Linked DNA regions of Homo sapiens: region 1 is linked to region 2. The links are chromatin contacts, found by Hi-C or POLR2A ChIA-PET in ENCODE. All regions are on one chromosome and are shown on one strand. The core of a region is the stretch at or near the end of the contact, and the rest is flanking DNA. Distances in the headings are between cores, read along the strand shown. Region 1 overlaps OSBPL1A (oxysterol binding protein like 1A). Region 2 holds the start of TTC39C (tetratricopeptide repeat domain 39C).

Region 1 (6,067 bases), core at 375-2,874, 160 kb after region 2:
CATGTCACCAAACCTGGCTATTTTTAAAATCTTTTACTAGAGACAAGGATCCCACTATGTTGCCCAGGCTGGTCTCTAACTCCTGGGCTCAAGTGATCCTCCCACTTCAGCCTCCCAAAGTGCTGGGATTACAGGCATGAGTCACTGCGCCTGACCTTATCATTTCTTACTGTTGAGTTTTAAGAATTCTTTATATATTGTGGCTACAAGTCCTTTGTTGGCTATATGATTTGCAAATAATTTTTACTATTCTATAGTTTATCTTTTCATTCTCTGAACAGTATCTTTCGATATAAGGTTTTTAATTTAATAACATCTAATTTATCACTTTTTGTCTTTTATGGGTTATAATTTTGGTATCATATCCATAAGAGTTCTTTGCCTAATCCAAAGTTGTAAGAGTTTCTCCTATGTTTTCTTCCAAAACCCTTAGTTTTACATTTTACGTAAATGATCTATTTTGAGCTGATTTTTGTAAAAGGCGTGAGGTCTAGTTTGAGGTTCATTTTTTAACATATAGATGTCCAACTGTCTCCATAGCACAGATGGTTGTCTGTGGAAAGGACTATTCTTCTTAGCTGTATTGCCTTTGCAGCTTTGTCAAAAATCAACTGACCACATTTCTGCGGGTCAATTTCTGGATTCCCTTCCCCGTCGCATTAATCTATACTTTGTCTATAGTTTGGCCACCACCACACTGTCTTGATTACAACAGCTTTAGCATTAAGCCTTAAAATTGGGTAGTGGGAGTCCATCAATTCTGTTCTTCCTTTTCAAAATTATTTTGGCTGTTCTGTCATTTGCCTTTCCATACAAACTTAGAATTCGTAAGTTAGAATCAACTTCTCTGTATCTATTAAAAATCATCTTGGGATTTTGATTTGGACTGTGCTCATACAGACTGCTTATAGATCAGTGAGGGGTGAACTGACATCTTAACTATAATTGAGGCTTCCAAATATATCGAGACAGTGTGTCTCTGCATTACTGAGGTAATTCTTGATTACTTTCAACAGTATCTTGTAGTTTTCAACATACACATCCTTTACATATTTTGACATTTGCATTCTGCCATTGAGCCTATCCCAGTTATTATATTCTATTACTATATTTTTAGTACTAAAATTTCCAAAAATACTTCTATTTTTTTTTTTTGGCTAAAATGTCTTTTTCTATTTTAGTTTGTTGAGATTTTCCTGTTGCTTGGTATGCTGAATGATTTTGGATTGTATTCTGCACACCTGAATATTGTAAGACTCTGTCCTCTTAACCTCTTCTGGAGAATACTGATAAAAATTTTTTTTAGTAGGCAATTAACAGAGTTTCAGGCCAGAAGTCCTGACTCTCCTCCTGTGAGCTTTCATTCCAGTGTCAGTTTAATTTTCAAAGCCTCTGTAGTGCTGCTCAGATCCACCCCTCAATAGCCATCCAGGGACCTGGCTCTCAGGCCACACAGCATTTCAGATCCTGAGGCCCTTGTGTACCCTTCTGGGTCATTTCAATGCATGTGTGTAGGGATGAGCGTAGGAACTCATAATGCAGCTTCAGGGGACCCCTTTCTTGAGCTCCCTCCTCTTTGTGGTTTCCCCAACACTCTTAGACACCAGGGGGCGCTTTCTCTCCCCTCCGGCTGGCAAGCTGGGGTTTGAGCCTCTCTGCTCTGTCTTGTATCTCCCACAACTAGGTCTTCTTCTGGGGCAAAGGGGTAAAAGAAAAGAAAGAAAAACAAGTAACAGGAATTCTCTCACACTCTTTGAACCCCAGGGGTTCCTTTACTCAGTTTCTCTGGCCAAAGAGAAGGACTCTGAGGTACGTGTGTGATTGCCACAGCCACCATCGCAGCAGGAGTGTAGCTACAGACCCTAGTGCTTGCTTTGGGGCAAGGCTGTGAGACAAAATTAAAACAGGATTTCCCCTATTCTCTACTTCCTGCAAGGGTATCTTTCTAGGTCCTTTAATTAGAAAGAAAGAATTACTCTCAGAACTTTTTCGGTCGGCCTCTAATCCCCAGTTCTGCAATTTGCTGCTCTGATTCTGAGCCAGATTTGGGAGAAATATATAAAACCAGTAAACTCACTGCCATATTGGTGTTCAGGTTTTGATTTCTCTCCCCAGTCTGCCTGCTACTATCTACTTTTCAGAGTCTTTGGGTTGTTGCTTTGTCTTCTGTCCGGGGTATCTAGTTGTAATCAGTGTTAAAGAGATAGGGTATCGTATGCTTATTCTCTCCTAACTGGAATTAATTGTGGATTTAAAGCTAATCTTACAAAAGAAGAGAACTCCCAATTTATCTAACGCCTAACATGTGCCACACAATTGTCATTTCATTATTTCTCAGAGTGAATTCATTTTGAAAGATCTGTAAACAAAACATTGGCACAAGGATATAAAAAAGCATGTTTCATAAGAACTGTCATGAAGCAATTAACTCCATCGATCTTAAAATAGATCCAAACACCAGAGTCAAAAATCAAGTTAAACTATTTACACATACCCAGATTAATTAGCAATGGCTACTGCCATGTTTCTCAAATTCTTTTACATAGACGTAGACAGTTTGCACTGTATGAAAGCTGTTTCTTTTTCTCCAGCTTTTGAACAGTAAGGTCAGCTGAGTGTGCATGTCTACACTTACAGGCAGGTCTACATGAAAAGAGTGTAATGGCTTGATCAGAACTCACTCAAGGAGCTCCAAGGTGATGGTTCCTTTGGGTTCTGCTTCTACACTCTTCCCCCAGAATTTCAGTTTGGGATAGATAGAGCCATGAAAGATGAAGTCATTGTTTAATCCTTCAGCATGAAATGCACTGATTGGTGGGTGATGGCTGACCTGTTCGGAGATGAGTCTAAATCCAAGGTCATCTCTTAAGATTTAAAAAAAAAAAAAAAGAAAAAAAAAAGCAACATTATAATTAACTCTATCATTAAACATGTACATAATTGCCCTTTCAAAGTAAACAATTCTTTTGTTGTTGTTGTTGAGACAAAATCTTGCTCTGTCGCTCAGGCTGGAGCAGTGGCGTGATCTTGGCTCACTGCAACCCCTGCCTCCCAGGTTCAAGCACTTCTCCTCCCTCAGCCTCTCGACTAATTGGGATTACAGGCATGCACCACCACACCTGGCTAATTTTTGTATTTTTAGTAGAGACGGGGGTTTCATCATGTTGGCCAGGTTGGTTTCGAACTCCTGACCTCGTGATCAACCCACCTCAGCCTCCCAAAGTGCTGGGATTACAGGCATGAGCCACCATGCCCGGCCAACAATTCTTTATTCTCATTGCAATGAAACAACTTCATATATGAGAAATTATACAAATGCAACCCAAACCACCAAATCCAATGTTGTAATGCTAGCTACTTGAACAAATTAAAACAAAGAACACCCAGATGAATTTGAATGATTTGCATGAAAAAATATTAGTCATGTAAATTTAAAACACATCATTCCTTTTACATTAGAGAAATCTAGTGTGTCCACTTTCAAACATCTAGGGAATAAATGAGATCAAAACTTGTGCAGAGAAGAGGAGGAACGCATAGAAAAACTAAAGCCAAATAAAGTCCCTTAATCATATATAAACAAGACACAGGCTAGCTCAAGCAAACAGAACTGCACTTACAGATGCAGTCATTGGCTTCATGCAAACAATATATACTTATGCTAATATATTTTATTTATATTTTTTAATAAAGAGATATTTTTATAAGAGGGCCTCACTGTTGCCCAGGCTGGAGCGCAGTGGCTAATGATGGGTGCAAGCCCACCACTGACCAGCACAGGAGTTTTGACCTGCGTCCATTTCTGACCTCCCTCTCCTGGGAGGTCACCATATTCATGCCAAACTTAGTGCAGACACCTGGCCAGCATAGTGCACTACAGCCCAGAGCTCCTGGGCTCAAGAGATCCTGCTGCCTCAGCCTCTCAAGTAGCTGGGACTATAGGCCTGTGCCACCACAACCCAGCTAATAAACTTTAAATGATTATTTTTAGGAGATATACCTGAGGTTAAATGACGAGTTAATGGGTGCAGCACACCAACATGGCACATGTATAGATATGTAACTAACCTGCACATTGTGCACATGTACCCTAAAACTTAAAGTAAAAAAAAAAAACAAAACAAAACTCGATCATGTCTCATGATCTACATAAGGAAAAAAGGAGGGTGATTAATCCCATGTGATCAGGAATACAAAAATCTTTGCAATTATTTCTTATAATGGTACCTTTTATATATGTTTCAGTATTTTTGACAGTCTCTAAAATAATAGCTATCCTAGAAACAAACATCAAAATTGTTAACTTGCTCCAGTCCTATATAATTGTTATTCGTGATGACCAATATGTATGTATTTCTCCTCTTCATCTGCAACGCTGTATAAAGCATGCAAGTGAAAGGCCTCACCGCACTAATTCATAAGTCTCTCCCAGCAGTGGGTTGAAAGGTTTTCCAGTCCGTTCCCACTGAGAAGCAACAGCAGATACAGCAAACGCAGCTACACACTGTGGGACAGAGCATGAGAACAAGTCAAAAATAGCCGAGCTCGCTCCGCATTCTTTTAGGAACTGAAATTTTGCTGAAGACAGTAATTTACAGAATTATTTTGAGGAGTTTCATTACTTTGGAGTTTTAATATGGCTCTAGCAGTGGGACATGGAAACTTGGATATTCAGAATGAAAATTACTTTCAGTTGCTTCCTACAGTGTTATTCCCAACCATGGTTTTCATCACACTCTAACAGTGCTACAAATTCTCTCAAGGACTTTTAAAAAACCCTCAAGTCCAAAGTTACTTTTAATTCATTTAAAAATTTTTAAAAGTATGACACTCCAGGATTGGGGAAAGAGATATAAAACTCCACAACTTAATTGGTGTTAAGTCCACTGAGGTTGGAAAATGCTGACTTATATAGATGAAAGGACAGAAAGACTCAGTTTAGAATGCTATTGCTTTGTTGAAGGAGAACAATGTGTCCACTATACTCTACCTCTAACTAGTCCATCCATGTACAACATATACAATCTTCCATCTAAAACATTAAAAAGTGCAATTCCTTGCCGTCTTTTAACATATAGCAATGTATATATATTTATATACACAAGTAAGCACAAACATATTTTTCTATTTTGTGTGTGTGTGTGTGTGTGTGTATGTGTTAACTTCTTCTTGGAAACACCCCGAGAAAGTCTGAAAGAAGAAAGGTTGAATTCTTCCCCTAACACAACGCTACTTTCTCAACTAAAGATTTAGCAAAAGCCAGCCGGGCACGGTGGCTCATGCCTGTAATCCCAGCACTTTGGGAGGCCCAGGCGGGTGGATCACGAGGTCAGGAGATCGAGACCATCCTGGCTAACACAGGTGAAAACCCGTCTCTACTAAAAAAATACAAAAAATTAGCCAGGCATAGTGGCGGGTGCCTGTAGTCCCAGCTACTTGGGAGGCTGAGGCAGGAGAATGGCGGGAACCTGGGAGGCGGAGCTTGCCGTGAGCCGAGATTGCACCACTGCACTCCAGCCTGGGCGACAGAGCGAGACTCTGTCTCACACACACACAAAAAAGGATTTAGCAAAACCCACTAATATCTAGGTTTGCTTAATGGGCCACCTCCTGCTTCTCCTGCAATACTCATCGGTCTCTGCACAATGGTGTCACCCTAACCAGAGGACAGTCCAGACATGCGGACTGAGCTTTGATAAAATTGCCCAACCTCACATTGAATTTAACACTAATTGTGTGAACGTGTGTGTGTTCGGGGCTGGGTTGGTAGCAAGGTCTCTAAGAGTTAGACCTTTTCCTCCCTTGGCTCATACCTGCATCCTTTCCACAGGATCAGAGAGTGAACTGGCCTTGTGGATGAGGTAAGTATGCTCCATGTATTCAGTTAGGCGCTGTAGGAAGCTCAGAGGCTCATTAAATATAACTGGCATCGTGATCTTGGATAGTTCCTATTTAACCAGAAAATTGAAAGTGTTATGTCCCATATACATAACAAACAAACCTATTGTTATCTTTACATAACATCCTCCTGGAAAGGACAGAACAGAAACTAGCAACCCATGAAATT
Region 2 (6,369 bases), core at 921-3,420:
GGCTGTCTTTCTCAGTTGGGGGACTGCAGGCTATCTCCTATGTCTGATATTTTGCTCTTGGCTTCTCTCCCTTATTGACTAGACTGCTTCAGGGATCTGGGCAAATGGTTCCACAGATCCAAAGTTCCAGCAGCCTGTAAGTGCATGTTGTCAGGGTGACCTCGGGCAGTGTGTGGCCAGGGGAGCCCTCCATGCCAATGGCCTCATGTGGGCCTCAATGAGCAGTACAGTCCCTAAGACCTGCGTTTGAGGGCCCTGCCCATCAAAACACACACACACACACACACACACACACACACACACGCATAAATTTATTTAAAAACATACAAGCACCTCTGTAACTTGGGATCTGGCATTCAGTGCTGCCTCAGTGGGGTGCATAACCCTCAACATCCATTCTCATGATTGATGCCATGCAGGCTCCAGGGAACGCTTCTTCTCATCTTTAGCTCAGTGCCCTAAAAACAAAAGGTTACAGCCTCTCAGTGCCATGAAGGATGGTGACACTGCTGATGTTTGAGACTAACATTATGTTAAATCCAAGAAAACCTAGATTTTCTTTTAAAGGTCAGCTTGTCAAATCCTTCTTCTCAGACAGCATGAATGCAGTGACTCCTGCATTACAACGTACTGTTTCCCAAGGATGTGAATCGTCCATTTTCTTGCTTCTGTCAGTGTTCCAGTTTGTGGTTCCAGATGTACTCAAGAATTAGCATGGCTTTGCAACAGTTACACATGACACTTAAGGAGTGGCAGTAATTCTTATTACTCTAAAATTTCTATTTATAAAAGTTGAAAATCCTGTATGGATTTAGATATTCTTATAAGGGATGGTACAATTTACAAAATAAGTAAAAGCAACTTACATGACAAAATTATTTTGCATTTTTCTGTAATAACTTATTATATTGGTCCCATGATAATGGATGACATAATGTTTAAAATTCAGGAGTTATTTCTAAACCTGAGGATTGCTTTCATTTAAAAAAAATTCTGTTATAAATGTTTCAGCAAAGTTTCTTCAAGTTGAAATTAATAAACTACACTCTAAAAACGACAGCGACTCAAGGAAGGTTGTCCAATTTGGCATTAGAGCATAATCTTGATTGCAACACTACATTAAGGGATTTTGCTAAATTAGAGAAAAATAAATTTGTGGAAAAAACATAAAGATGATTTATGAATTGCTTGTCTCTAGAATATTAGGCATCCAGATATCACCAGCCCATCATCAGAACAGTGAGACTTCTGTGATAATGGTTAAATTCAGTCACTTTTGATGTTTTGCTGACATTTGGTCATATGAACGCCAAAGCTTTGCAAGAATAATTGGCAGTGTGAGAATAGAACACACTTTGGCAGCTGAATTTATAACTTTTAAATATTTGGGCACATGGCATATAGGCCTCCATTTCTCCTCCTGCCCCACTGCGCAAATGTTGGTGGCGGGCTGGAGTGGGTGGTACCGGGATCCGAGGGGCTCTGCCTTGCAGTCCCGCAGCGCGGGGCTCCGGGGAGCTGCGGGGCAGGTGCCAGAGACCCCGCCCCCGCCGCCCACCTCCTCGGGAATTGGCTGCCCTGGTCCTAGGGGGCGGCCCCAGGGTCGGGATGAAGTCTGGGGTCGCGGGCGCGGGCTGCGTGGGGTTTCAGTTACTCGTGGAGTTTCAGTTACTCGTGGACAAAGCGCCGCGCGCTAGCATAGCGGCCCGGGCGGAGTTCCCCTTCCCTTTCCCTTTCCTTCCACATCCGCACGCTCGTTCTCCCTCCGCGCCTTGCCCTCCTCCCGACTCCTGGGTCCGGCCCCTTCGGGGGAGGGTGGGGCGCTCGGGTCTCCGGGTCTCGCGTGCGTGTGTCCGAGCAGTCCTGGGCGGTGGGCGAAGGCGCGGCTTGGGGACCCGGGAGGGGCCGGGGCGCGGGGGCTGCAGGAAGTGGAGGCGGCCGCCGCTCGGGGACCGGCTTGGCGGGGTGAGAGACACCCGGAAACGGATTCCGCTTCGGGGCCCGCGCGAGTTGGGTGCTTCGGAGGGCGCGAGAGGAGCGGGCGGGTGCTGCTGAGTAATCCCCGCGGCGGCGGCCGGACGCCCACCTCCCACGCCGCGCCGCAGCCGGGCCGCGGCTCCTCCCTCCGCGGTCCTTCCCTCCTCTTCCCTCCCGTCTTCTCCCCTCCCCTCCCCTCCCCTCCCGGCTCCGCTTGGCTCCGGGCAGGTAGAGCCGGGCTCCGGGCGCGCGCGGGGCCGCAGCAGCTGCTCCCGATCTCGCCTCGGCCCAGCGCAGGGCCTCGCACGCCCATGGCCGGCTCGGAGCAGCAGCGGCCGCGGCGGCGGGACGACGGAGACTCGGACGCGGCAGCGGCGGCGGCGGCGCCCCTGCAGGACGCGGAGCTGGCCCTGGCCGGCATCAACATGCTGCTCAACAACGGCTTCAGGGAGTCGGACCAGCTTTTCAAACAATACAGGTGACCCACGCGTCCCCGATTCCCCAACCCTGCAGCGCGCACCTCGTGTCCGGCTCACGCGCCTCGACCTGCGGCCCCCGGGAGCCCCCTCCCCCTCCTGTCGGTCACCGATTCCGGTCCTCAGGTCTCCTCCCTGGCAAGATCAGCCAGAGGGAATGCGCCTCTGCCACATCTCCTCGTCCACCCCCTACCCCCGGCTCCGTTGTCCTTTCCCTCCCGGGACCCGCCGCGCGCCCGCCCCGCGCGCCCGCAGTCCCCCTCTCACTTTCTCCCAGCCTCGCCCTCCCACAGACGTGCCCGGTGCCGGTAGGCTCCTCTCTGCAGGGCAGCTGGCTTTGGGACCGGATGAGATTTGAGGCAGCAGCGAGCCTGGGACCCGGGCTTGTCGTGACTCTGGCTCGCGTGCTGCCCCGGCAGCCTTTGTGACACGGAGCCCTCCGGCTGCCTGCTCCTCGCGCCTCGCATGGCTCTGCAACATTGTGCAATTCCAGACGCTTTTATTGTTTGAAAACAGATACGCACAATTGCTTTGCCGTGCAGGAATTTAAAAATTTCAGCTCAACTCTGCCCACTCATCTCTCTGCCTTGTCTTCTGCAAACTCAGTCCTCAAAATGAGTTCCTGATGTCTTTCAAGCAGGCGTTATTTATTAAGAATTTTTCCAACGTAAATAAAGGAAGGAAGAAAATGGAGGGATTTTTAAAAAGTATGAGAATGGTAGGAAAACACGTGTGTTCAGTTAATTTTTTATTTGTCTTTTAAAAAATAAAGCGAAAGAACTGAAACCTGGTAGTTTTCCTGTGGGAGTGGAAGGAACCTTCATTTCTTTGGGGACCTGGAGTGTTTGTTCTCGGGTTGAGGAAGCAAGTTTGTGATTTGCCGTCTGATTGTTGACGAGCCTTAAGGACGTTGATTAGCAGCTTTCCCCAACACGTTTAAGGACCACATGCTTCACGCTATGGAGACCCTGTAGTTTGGTTGGAATGAGAGGACCAATGTACAACTGTGACCGGGAGACAGAGTCTGTAAGAATGAGAATGCCTAAAGTCTCAGACCTCAGAGAATGGTGGTTTCTACCCAGCAGAGCTTCCACCTTCTTAATGGCGAAGCAAGTATCTCACAACTGTGAACTTTTCACTAAAGCCCTTTTACTTTTAAATCGGTGATTTTTTCCCCCCTTTGGTCTGAAAGTAAAAACAACTTCGCTTTACTTAGAACATTTCATTTTTAAAGCATACAGGTCTGGTTTCAAGATGGAGTTTCATCAAAGGCTGTTGATGGGGGATTTAAAAGGTTTACTTGTCACACAATTTCTCTTTTGTAGTTTTTAAGAAGCCCTCAGGAAAAAAGGTGTGAATATTTCCTGTACCGTGCTATGATTCCTTTTTTAGACTACCAGTTTGTGTCGTATGAGAGAAGGATGGAGATAGTTGTAGAGTCAAATTTACCCTTTTTAGTTGATGATTTAGGTACTTGCATGTTTAAGTACTTCTTGCTTTGAAGTCTCCTGTGATATTTATTTTAATGGTCTTTTTTAACCCTTCTTTAGTAGGCGAAAATACTACCTTTACATTGAAAGCATGAAATTTTTGCACTATCTAAGAAATTTTATGCACTGTTAATAGAAGGCAGTATATGAGTGGTTGGAAAACTCTCTCCCAGCAACAGCAGAGAGATGCCCCTTCAAAGATACTTCTCTGTGGGTGAGTGCGTTGGAGGTGTCCAGGGAATATTTACCTTGTATAGCTAGGTGCTGTCTGCTTGTATTTTGAAATGGGAACTGAAGATAAGGCAGGGAAAACTGTAGTACCTCTTTTCTGCCAAGCACAGTGCTAGACACATTCCCTTATATATTCTCACTATTCTCATGACAACAAAAGAGTGAGGTGTATCTTATCATGACAGTTTTGTAACGAGGGACATGAGACTTAGTTTTTACTGTGGACCAGGACACAAACACTATAGTTCTAAATCAAGGACTCTTTTCATTTTACCATTCTGCTTCCCTCACTAAATTTATGATAATTTGTCATCTGCTCTGAGACCTTATTTTCCAGCAATGTTAAAAAGCCTTTTTTAGAGATGGTGGGAGGGAAAAAGACAGGTAGACAGAGATGGTATCATCCTATCAGCTTTCCTTGGCTCCATCTGATTTGTTTGTGGTGTGGACAATCATTGCGTTCTTCCCCCCTCCCAAAAGGTGCTTCTGATGTATGTTTTGGAAAGCACGGTTGCATACAGGTGTGATCATGGACCAGAGTCCTGCAACCTGGGTTCCAGTCTTTTGCCATTTTGTGGCTGCTGACTTTGGTTTCTCAAAATTTGCTTCCTTATCTATAAAATAGGAGTAACAGTAAGAGTACCCACATTATCGTGTGGTGGTTAGAATGAAAAGAAATAATCCATGGCCCCGACTAAGTGTAAGCACTCAATAAACTCTAGCTAGCTTCTGTACGTGGTGCCTTCCCCGCTAGTATTGTGTTTTCTTCTTGACTGCATAGTTCGAGTACAAGACACAATGTCCTGTGTGCAGGTAGCTTTTCTATTTAAAGTTCATCTTACGTATTACGTATGAAGGATTTAAGACTCTGTTATGCATTGGGAAACTTCCCTTTCTGTTCCAAAGTTAAATGGCCTGCTGAAGGCTCAGCAGTGACTTGATAAATGTTTGAGGAGCACCCCCCTGGCTCATTTTATCTACATAACAGGGATAGGCAAATTACCCTCTCTGTCTCCTTTTTTAATGATTGTTTATCACAGGGGGACACCCTTCCTCTACTAGTAAACCTTCCAGAGTCTTATTGTTACAATTTAACAGTAGAAACGTATTTTGTATCTAGTGTAACAATATTTTTTATTAAAGCAAGAAGGTCATTTTCTCATGCCACCTTACTAGAATGGTGAAAGTTTATCAACAGCTGCCTGATGAGAAATGGTTACTTTGTAGAAACAGATTATCCTGAAGGCCACTCTTGAATTCGTGGCAAGTCTGGATTGTATAATTCAGATATTATGCATATAGGAATTAGAAATATATGCACAGTTAGAAGCCTTCTTTTGGAATATAGGGCAGCTCCCTGGTTGGGATTTGAAACTGTAGCTGCCTTTCTATTGGAAGTATAGTAATAATGTAGCAACAAACTGCCCTTTGGTGGTGCTGAGCCACCATTATGCACTTTGAGGTGTTTTCCCAAAGGTTAGGATAGATTTGTCCTGCTGGAGGGCGCTTCTGCTTTGAACCCAAGTCCATGTGTTTGTAAGTTCGTGATCTTGACCACCTGAAGTCAAGTTCCTGATCTTGGTCTTAGTGCCCAGTGCTCTAGTCTAGCAGCAGTCGCTCCCCCTCCACACACACACACTCATTCCCTTCCTCACTCACTGTTTGCATATGTGACGTGCACTCAGACCTTTAGTTGCTCAGGCACATAAGACAGGCTGTGGGTTAGGTGCCAAAGACATGTGCTAGATATTTCGGTGCTGCAATGTAGGTGTAGGTAAAGCTGATGGTGATAGGGAGGCTGGGAGACATACGCATGGTCCCCTGGAGCCTGTGGAAGAAAAGAGAAGCAGCGTCTAACTCAGCCTGAAGGACAGTTTTGTGGAGGAAATGATGCCTGAGCATTATGATGGGGTAGAAGAGAATCAGTTGAATGAGGAGTTGGGAGGGGCGGGGCAAGGAGAAAAGGAGAATGTGAGAGGTGGTGAGGTTTAAACGGAAACCTAGGAGAGGAAACAGCGGAAAAACCCACGTGGAGACATGAAATGACATTGGGAAAAGAGTGGTCAGAACTGCAGGCTCACAAGTGTTGCTAGGCCGTTGCACTGGATGGCTTGTTCTGCACTTATTTTCTTCCTACCACTGGTCAGTCCATGTTTCCCATGGTCGGTGCTTTCCTCAGGTTTACTTTGCTACTG

Evidence for each region. A loop is a pair of places that touch in the nucleus more often than their neighbours do. ChIA-PET counts read pairs that join two places held with the same protein, here RNA polymerase II (POLR2A). Pooled maps may share reads with other maps.
Region 1: a pooled map shows a loop between it and region 2 (2.5-fold over the local background). The contact joins the enhancer-like site here to the promoter of TTC39C in region 2. A Hi-C loop is called at or near these places in 1 of 168 maps with a recorded cell type or tissue (heart right ventricle), 4 of 37 single-sample maps with no recorded cell type and 2 of 50 pooled maps. POLR2A ChIA-PET finds 5 or more read pairs at or near these places in 1 of 52 experiments (activated CD4-positive, alpha-beta T cell).

Annotation. Positions count from the first base shown.
Region 1 is chr18:24,175,332-24,181,398 of GRCh38, forward strand. It overlaps OSBPL1A (oxysterol binding protein like 1A), which reads right to left. Exons shown (of 28, transcript NM_080597.4): 19 at 5,814-5,948; 20 at 4,407-4,504; 21 at 2,682-2,864. Among named protein-coding and RNA genes, the nearest start is that of CABYR, 39 kb to the left of the region's middle. Within about 2 kb of position 1,625, at least 5 of the 41 ENCODE cell types and tissues checked have a DNase peak (open chromatin) inside an H3K27ac peak, as active enhancers do.
Region 2 is chr18:24,012,584-24,018,952 of GRCh38, forward strand. It overlaps TTC39C (tetratricopeptide repeat domain 39C), which reads left to right and starts at 2,171. Exons shown (of 14, transcript NM_001135993.2): 1 at 2,171-2,455. The coding sequence starts at 2,289. It overlaps TTC39C-AS1 (TTC39C antisense RNA 1), which reads right to left and starts at 2,877. Exons shown (of 6, transcript NR_110796.1): 1 at 2,721-2,877; 2 at 334-458. RefSeq lists silencers at 1,408-2,327, 2,408-2,587.